Linked DNA regions of Homo sapiens: region 1 is linked to region 2. A link is a contact called in ENCODE Hi-C or POLR2A ChIA-PET data. All regions are on one chromosome and are shown on one strand. The core of a region is the stretch at or near the end of the contact, and the rest is flanking DNA. Distances in the headings are between cores, read along the strand shown.

Region 1 (4,720 bases), core at 1,650-4,149, 36 kb before region 2:
GGCAGAAGGTCATGGTACCATTATGTATGTGTGTGTTGTGTGTTTTTTACTTTGATTTCTTTCTATGTGCCTCTCTGTGTGTAACTACTTTAAGAAGTGTGATGCCGGGCACAGTGGCTCACGCCTGTAATCCCAGCACTTTGGGAGGCTGAGGCGGGAAGATCACGAGGTCAGGAGATCGAGACCATTCTGGTTAACATGGTGAAACCCCGTCTCTACTAAAAATACAAAAAATTAGCCAGGCGTGGTGGCAGGCGCCTGTAGTCCCAGCTACTCGGGAGGCTGAGGCAGGAGAATGGCATGAACCTGGGAGGCGGAGCTTGCAGTGAGCCGAGATCATGCCACTGCACTCCAGCCTGGGTGACAGAGTGAGACTTCATCTCCAAAAAAAAAAAAACAAAAAAAAAAAGAAGTGGGATGCAGCTAAACATACAAATAATAATATGCATGAAAATATAAGTAGTTAACCTGTGTTGTGTTCACTTTTGCTTCTCATTAATAACCATCCTCCGAGGTAGTGCTACTACTATCACCATTTCACAGATGAGGAGGGCATAGGAGGAATAGGGATTCCGCCAGATAAATGCCAAGCATTGGAATCACCTTCCCTTTGACCTACAGGGCAACAAAACAATCACCTACAGATAATTAGGACGGTAGATTCCCCAGACAACCCCTATCCCACCTCCAGAGACCCAGAGACACACTGCAGAAAGAGCAAGAAAGGTGAAGAAAAAGAAGCAGCACCATAAGGACAAAGAAAAGAAAGGATTTGAAATATTACCCTATCACATGGGTTATGTCTCAAGTTCTAAATATATTCTTTTTTGACAAAAAAGTTTTGCAGCAAAAATATCTTTGAAAACTTTTTATTCCAATCTTCCCATCTTGCAAAGAAGAACACTGAGGCCCACAGGAGGAAGTTTATGTCAGGACAGCTGGTAGCTACAAAATTTGTGAGGATCAGTGCAAAATAAAAATGTGTGGCCCCTTGTTCAAAAATGTGAGGGGCTGGGCACAGTGGTTCACACCTGTAATCTCAGCACTTTGGGAAGTGAAGGCTAGCGGATCACCTGAGGTCAGGAGTTCAAGACCAGCCTGGCCAACATGGTGAAACCCCGTCTCTACTACAAATACAAAAAATTAGCCAGGCATGGTGGTGCACACCTGTAATCCCAGCTACTCAGGAGGCTGAGGCAGGAGAATCACTTGAACCTGGGAGGCAGAGGTTGCAATGAGCTGAGATCACGCCACTGCACTCCAACCTGGGTGACAAGAGTGAAGCTCCGTGTCAAAAAAGAAAAAGAGGATTTCAAGACGGTGACAGCAGAGACTGAAGCCAAGCATAGGACCCTCCTGGCTGGGGCCCAGGTCAGTGACCAGGAGGTGGCTGTGGTGCACGACAAGGGCTATAAGCCTAGTTCTGATCATGGTTAATTGGGGCTGCTTTCCGTCATTGAATAGAATTGTTGACCATCTGCTCCCCTTGTCTCCTTGCAGTTATGCTTTACTTAGAGCTCATATCAGATTTGATAGTTTCGTAGGTTTGCTGCACTCCATCTTCTGTCCTTGCACACAAACTGAAATCAACGACAAAAACATAACCCCCGAGGAGGCGCCCACAGGAACACAGCTTAGGAAGCATGCCGTGGCCCTGCTGAACCCTGGGGAGCAAGAAGGAAGAAGAGGTCGACCTTGTCCCTTGCTCCTCCAAGCAACTCCCAGCTGTGCAGAGCCTCAGCCTGTCTTAGAGAAGCAGCTGGAGGCTGTCTCTCTTTGGGGTACAGCAGTTCCCTAAAGCCCAAGCCTTCCTGACTAGCACAGGCTCCGTGTTCTGGGTGGTCTCAGGAGTCTTCTGCCGGGCTTGGAGAGACTTAACAGAGACAGCACTGAGCCCCAGCTCGAACGACTGCCTGTGGGCTGAGGAAATCCTCAGAAGGCAGGAGCCAGGCTGAGGATACTGATTAGTAGTTCAGACATTCAGGCCTGGGGATGGATGTAGTCACAGCCTCTCAGCTAGCTAGTGTAAAAACCTTCTCTGTAAACAATGTCACCACCGGGAGGAGATTCTCTCCCGGAGAAGGGGATATGCATACATGCACATGTTTGAGCACTGGTACTCACACACTTGCATTTACAAGGACTTGTAGCCCTTGTCGTGCACCACAGCCACCTCCTGGTCACTGACCTGGGCCCCAGCCAGGAGGGTCCTATGCTTGGCTTCAGTCTCTGCTGTCACCATCTTGAAATCCCTCTTTATTTATTTTATTATTATTTTTTTAATGCAAGTGCTCACTCACACACTTGGATTTACATGCACAAGAGTACAGATGCATATGCGCACATCCCAAATTAAAGGCGTCCAGAGATTGAAATGACACTGGCTAGCTGTTCTAGATGCAAAGTGAACACAATCTGTGACGCCCCCTAAAACAAAAACTGACTGTCCATACATTGCCACATTATATAAGAATTCCGCTTGCCATAAGGCTGGTGGAGCCATGTCTTAAAATGCGTGCTGTGCTCTCTTTAAAACTGTCAGAGGATTTGCATGCCTGCAGCAGCACAGTCAGCTTCAGAGCATCGTCATTACCCTCCAGAGAAGCAGGCATCTTTTCTGTTGCAGCGGTGCTGCCGTTTTGGTGGCCAGAATAGTCTTCTCCCACCGCCCCTCCCACCCCCGCCCCTCAGAGCACCCTCTGCACCCTCATAGACCCTTGTTTATGCACAGAACAAGCAGAGCACAGGTGAGGGCTAGAGGCCGCGCGCGGCACGTAGGGGGTTGTTGATGACGCCCGCTACTCCGGTGCATGCTGGGGATTGTAATTCACGCCCGTGACGCCAGGCAGGCGCAGCCCTGGTGCAGTGCATCCTGGGGATTGTAGTTTACGCTTGCTACTAAGGGCGGTCGCAGTGCATGCTGGGGATTTAGTGCGCCCTGGCACCATCTTGCTTGCATTCTGGGTAGAGTCATGGGGTTTGGGGCGGTGTCCTCAGTGCGCAGAGCGGCTTAAATCAGAGGCTGAGCCCGGCGCTTCCATATCACGCTGTACTCTAGCTAAGGACTGGGAAGCAAGTCTATCCAAGGCTCCTTCATGTAACCACGCGGCAGTTGGCAGGCACTAGTCCTAGACAACTGAGTTCTCCCTGAAGAAGAGTTAAAGCAAAATAAAAACTCACAAAAAGGAAAACAACACGAATAAAAAGAACTAGCATGGGACCTAAAGGACGTTGCTGAACAAGGAAAAGAGCCCATCAGGTAGAAGACCCAGAGGAACACCAGGCCTCTGAAAACTATTTCTGAACCTAAAATAAAGATATTTAGAAAACTGTTTAGGATCTTTCTTTAAAAAAATAATAATAATAATTTTAGTTTTAATGATTGACAAATGAAAATGAAATACGTGTATGGTGTGCAAAATGACGTTTTAATATATGTATACATTGTGGAATGAATAAATCAGGCTAATCAATATCCACTACCTCACATACTTTGTGTGTGTACCTTGCGAACATTGAAAATGTAGTCTTAGCAATTTTCAAGTATGCAATACATGTTAATATATTAATAATATAATTAATATAGTTAATGATTAACTATAATCACCGTGTTATACAATAGATCTCCTCAGCTTATTCCTCCTAATGACAATTTTGTATGCTTTGATCAGCCTCTCCCCATGCCTCCCTGCATTTCCCTCTGCCAGGATAACCACCATTCTACTCTCTTCTATGAGTTTGATTTTTTTGGATTCTCTATAAAACTGAGGTCATGCAGGATCTGTCTCTCTGTTTCTGGCTTATTTTACTGAGCTTAATGTCCTCCTAGGTCATCCACATTGTCACAAATGATAGGATTTCCCCATTGTGTTAAGGCTGAATAGTATTCCATTGTGTATATATGCTACCTATTCTTTATCCATTTACCTGTTGATAGGTACTTGGGTGGATTCCATATCTTGGCTGTTGTAAATAATACTGCAGGGAGCATGGGAGTTCGGTCTGTCTTTGACATACTGATTCCATTTCCTTTGTATATAGCCAGAAGGTGAAATGCTGAATCATATGGCAGCTCTACTTAACTTCTTGAGGAGCTTCCATACTGCATTCCATAATGGCTGCACTAATTTACGTATCCATCAACAACGCAAGATTCTCTTTCCCCACATCCTCCCATATCCTTGTTACCTCTTGCCCTTTTGATAACAGGCATCGTAACAACAGGTATGAGGTGATATTTTATTGTGGTTTTAATTTGCATTTCCCTGATGATTAGTAATGTTGAGCATTTTCTCATACACCTGTTGGCCATTTGTAGCCTTATTTTGAGAAATGTCTTTTCAGGTTCTTTGCCCATTTTTTAATCAGGTTTGTTGTTTCCTTAGTATGGAGTTTTTTTGAGTTTCTTGTGTATTTTAAATATTAACTGTTTATCAGAGGTATGGTTCCACAAATATTTTCTTCCATTCTCCAGGCTGTCTCTTCACTCTGTTGTTTCCTTTGCTGTGCAGAAGCTTTTAATTTAATATAAACATATTTGTCTATTTTTGCTTTTGTTGTCTCTGCTTTTGGGATCAAACTCAAAAGATCTTTACCCAGACCAATGCCAGAAAGCTTTTCTCTATTTTTTTTTTCTAGTAGTTTTTCAGTTTTTGGTCTTAGAGTTTAGTCTTTAATCCATTTAGAATTAATTTTTGTCTATAAGGTGAAATCGGAGTCC
Region 2 (4,679 bases), core at 416-2,915:
CAGCTACTCAGGGAGGCTGAGGCAGGAGAATCGCTTGAACCTGGGAGGCAGAGGTTGCAGTGAGCCAAGATTGTGCCATTGCACTCCAGCCTGGGCAACAGAGCGAGACTCTGTCTCAAAAAAAAAAAGAAAGAAAAAGAAAAAAGAAAGGGAGAAACGTCATTTTTAGAATATCATGCAAACTGAATCGTCTGGCTTGTAGCCTTTTGAGACTGGCTCCAAAAAGTCCTGGAGATCTGCTCAAGTTGCCTTGGGCATCAATGTTCCCTTCCCTTTCACTGCTGAGTTGGGCTCCATTGCACGAATGTGCCGCATTTTATCCACTCACCTGTCAAAGGATGATGGGCCCTCATCTTCTCCTCTGGGCCTTGGTGATTATGACCACCACTTCTATAAACTTTCATTTCCAGATTTTTTTCTTGTTAACATTAATTTTTTATTTCTCTGGGCTCTATACTCAAGTACAGGGTTGCTAGACCATATGGTAAATTCGTATTTATTTCTGTAAAGAACTGCCAAACTGTTACCCAGTGCAGCTGAGAGTTCTTGGATGTTCTGGATACAAGTCCTTTGTTGGATTTGTGATTTGAAACTGTTTTTTTTTCAAGTCTGTAGCTTGTCTTTTCATCTGCTTAACAGAGACTTTCATAGACAAAAAACGTTTTTGATTTCTATAAAGTCCAGATAACCAAATTTTCCCTTGTGGCTCCTGCCTTTGGATGCTGTGTCGAACTGATCCTTGACCACATAGATTTCTGTCATGTTTTCTTTTGGAAAGGTTTTCTAGTTTTATGTGTAAATCTACCATACTGTTTCCGTTAATTTTTGTGTGAAGAGTATGAGGATTTTCATTTCACAAAGGTCACTCCAGTGTGCAGGGATGGATTGGAAGAGGCTGTGCCTGGAGGTGGACGAACCAGTAAGTGGGTGACAGAGGGAGCAGGCTCAGTGGCTGAGATGAAGAATTCAGGTTCACAGGGCACCCAGCAGCAGGCTGACCCTGTGCAATGTGACATATTTGTGTGCATGTGTGTGCACATATGTGCACATATGCGTGCATGAATATATATGTATAATTGTATATATTGTAGTCACATATTTAAACTTATTAAAATTATTAAAACCCCCTTCACCCCAACTGCTGAGATTGTTTTAAATCTTTAAAGGGAAATACTTTAGTGTTCAGAAACACTTAACTTGAATTAACACACACATTATTTTTAAAAAGACAAATTACTAATTATTTTGAATGCACGTACACACAATTTAGGGACTTCTGGTATAATATATGGTTATTTCGTAATTGTTGTTAAATCAAGTTACCCATCAATAAATATCCCGGAAGAAAAGCGTTGCCCACGCCGGGTCCAGGTCCGTCTGTGTTGGATGCGATGTTAATTACATGCAGCGGTGCCTCTGGCTTCTTGCCTCGGGCAATGAAGAAAAAACGGTGCCTTTAGATCTGATAAATTAAGCTTTGAATCTTGTGTCACAGAAGAATATGAAGTGGCTTCCAAATGATCTCAGTGAAATACCACAGCCTCCACTCTGGATTTGCAAATCCCAGGGTAGAGCAAACGAAAGCCACAGAGACCAAGGCCCAGGCCCCGTTCCCGGCTTCCAAGTACACATTCTGGGCCGTGCATCGCCAGCTGCCAGAACACCCACGTGGTGTGTGGCAGAGCTGTTTGCCCGCATTGATTTAAAGGCTTCCCCATGTACACTCGGGGCTGCTATGCTGTGTTCCTGCAAACAATGGTGATATTTCAGCGCTTTGTGATGTACGTGACCTAATGCCAGGGACAAAGCAGTTTAAGACATGTGGACGCTGATTTTTTAAAATAGTATAATGGTCTCTGTAATTCACATCTTGAAGATCTCCACTTTGTTTTCTTTTTCTGAACATAGCTTTACTGTTAATAATTTCGTTAATTCTAGCCTAGGGATATTTCAAACAGTTTTCCAGAGTAAGTTCAGTTTAAGCAGGTGTGTATTTTGCCATGTGACTGTCCTGCCCTTTCTAGCTGATGGAAAAGGCAAATGGGCTTTAATGCCCATACTGTAAATCAGCAACAGCTTTCATCGTCTCTATGACCCCAGGAATCCTCTGTTCCCAGTACATTCTAAAATAAAAGATGGCTGGATCTAAGCCCCATCGTTTCTGTGTTTTTATGGTTGGTGACTTGGGATGCTGAGGGCACCTTCCTGGGTGTCTTGGCCAAGATCTAAAGACGTTTGTTGGACATTTGCTGGATATTTGAATCTACCACATGGTTAATGAGTAGGGGAATAAGGAAGTCAGCTGTGCTTGTGTGTGTGTGTGTGTGTGTGTGTGTGTCAGAGAGACTGAGAGAGAGAGATAATCTCTACTTTCTGTAAAAAGTTCAATATTTTACTGTCTTTAGCCTCAAATAAATTACTTGTTTCCAGATGATAATTTTTCAGAAATTTTTCTCAAATATTGTTCTAACTTCTGTACTATTTAAGAGACCATTTTCCATAATGTTCTTTAAAAACAACCTTTAGAGAAAGAAATTTATTACTAGTCCCTATCTTAAATCTTTCTTGTCTCAACTAAAATAAATTTCTCCCCTCCCCTCCCATCCCCACTTCTCCCCTTCCCTCCCCTACCCTTCCTCCTTTTCCCCACCTCCTCTCTGTTCTTCATTCTCCCATGCTTAGGTGGAACATAGCACGTCTGATGAGTATTTTCCATAGGATAGGTCATTCTTACATGAATGCAGCTGCCAACTGGACCTATTATAACTGGATCTTTCTGTTATTCATTCATTGTTTAACAAGAAATTATTGACTTCTATTTGTTTTCACTCTGTCCTTGTTTCCAGGGAGACAAGGATGAAAAACTGCACAGGCAACCCTCATGGAGGTTCAGGCCTGTAAGCAAGTCAGACAGGCAGGTGAGACACCCCTAAAGCCAGGTGCTGCCCCTGCATGCTCGTCCCATTCTGCACTTGTCAGGGAGCTCCCCAAGGACTGGGAACTGCAGGTTTGGAAGAGAGAGAATTAGGCAGATCTCCGGCTGTGAGCCCCACACTGCATGGAGTGCACACTGTCACTCTCTGGGGCTGCGCCTCTGGTCCGAGATCCCTGGCGGTGTCATAACTCCCACCAGTCACTCCAGTGTTAGGGTCACTGATGTCAACTCCTCTGGTGTTTGAAGCCTGAGAAGCAAACCAGAAACTCTAATACAGCATCCCCTCCCCATAAAGCATTATCAATACATGTTCTAGCATGGCCTGTACTGGGGCAGTGGTAGAGGGCAAGTAGGGCTCACAGAGAGACACCTGCCATCTCCATTAGGTAGAGGACATTGGCACACCCAGCACTCAGGCAGTTCCCTAGGCACATAGTTCAATTTTTAGGGCTCCAAAGCTAAAGGGGAATTACTTAGGAAAAACCTATTTTCTCCTGTTTATCTTATGCATATCTGAGTGTCATGCTCATAATTATTACTTGATAAACAATTACTGTTAAATAATCAAATTAATAGATGGGTTTAATAAGTGGTATGTTAGTAGATGCTTAATAACTGGCTCTAAAAAAATTATAGCATTTGCCCATTTCTGTGATGTAAATTCTCCTGCTTGGCTGATTTCAAGCTACTTATGTGACATCAACTGGCTCACAAAATTCCTGAAAATTTAACAGTTGGTTCTCACTAAGCAGTACCATCAGCCCGAGGAAGCCATTGGACATCCATCCATCATCCCCTGCACTGAGACGGTCAGGCGCATATGCTACGGATACAGGGTCATTCATACTCAGGAAAGCGTAGCTCATCAGCTGGCTACGGATACAGAGTCATACTCAGGAAAGCGTAGCTTGAACACCTGTCTGGTGGACTCCTTCCGGTTACTCTGCTAGACGGGAAGCCCCTCACGAGTAGAACTCAGCTCTTACCCTTTGATTCTGCTACCACTCACTGTATTGCAGACCATCCCTGCTGCAGTTGTGTTTAGAATGGAATCAGTTTCACTGATCCTTAAAGCTGTTATCTCATGCAAGGAGTCTCGTCTTTCAAAACTACAATATCCTGAGGACAAATAGCCAGCACTTTGTGCCAGGTAGGGTCTGGAGCTGCGGGGGCCCAGGGAGAGTGGGCCTGCCTGGCCCCCGAGTCTGATAAACATGCAATGAGGGCCAGCGGACGCGGTGGCCTGTGGGGGTCCGGGGGAACAGCAGGATTGGAGGCCAGCAGGAGGGGCAGGGCAGCCCAGCAGAGCCTCCAGGGTGGGTGCAGGGATGCAGACAGGATGGCTGGACCCTGCTCCAGAGACAGGGGCTTCCCTGCGGGTATCTCCATGCCAGACCTGCATCATCTCTAACACTTTGAGAGGTTAGGCAATAGCCAGCACGGAGGAAAACGGGACAGAAGAGCTTCTGGAAGAATCTTCCACCCCAGCTGTTTACCTGGGTTAACATCCTGTTCCCTGTGTTGGTTGTGGGCTCTGGACCTCAAATTTTCCTGAGCCTCATTCTGATAGCCAGGCTCACGGGCTGCGGCCTCAGCTCCCAGCCAGGGGTCCTAAGCATGGGCTGAAGGCTGAGCTACTCTTTATTCCCTGCTCCAGGATGGCTCCCCGACAGCTCACAGTCCTGCTCCAGGATGGCTCCCCGACAGCTCATGGTCCTGCTCCAGGATGACTCCCCGACAGCTC

The links. A loop is a pair of places that touch in the nucleus more often than their neighbours do. ChIA-PET counts read pairs that join two places held with the same protein, here RNA polymerase II (POLR2A). Pooled maps may share reads with other maps.
Region 1: a loop to region 2 is called in a map of dorsolateral prefrontal cortex, with 10 times the contacts of the local background. The contact joins two enhancer-like sites. A Hi-C loop is called at or near these places in 5 of 168 maps with a recorded cell type or tissue (dorsolateral prefrontal cortex, head of caudate nucleus, mesothelial cell of epicardium and 2 more) and 6 of 50 pooled maps. POLR2A ChIA-PET finds 5 or more read pairs at or near these places in 2 of 52 experiments (CD4-positive, alpha-beta T cell and OCI-LY7).

What each region holds. Positions count from the first base shown.
Region 1 is chr2:2,611,715-2,616,434 of GRCh38, reverse strand. No RefSeq gene overlaps it. Among named protein-coding and RNA genes, the nearest start is that of MYT1L, 280 kb to the right of the region's middle. Within about 2 kb of position 2,899, at least 14 of the 41 ENCODE cell types and tissues checked have a DNase peak (open chromatin) inside an H3K27ac peak, as active enhancers do; they include dorsolateral prefrontal cortex, where a contact is called at or near this core.
Region 2 is chr2:2,574,482-2,579,160 of GRCh38, reverse strand. No RefSeq gene overlaps it. Among named protein-coding and RNA genes, the nearest start is that of MYT1L, 250 kb to the right of the region's middle. Within about 2 kb of position 1,665, at least 2 of the 41 ENCODE cell types and tissues checked have a DNase peak (open chromatin) inside an H3K27ac peak, as active enhancers do; they include dorsolateral prefrontal cortex, where a contact is called at or near this core.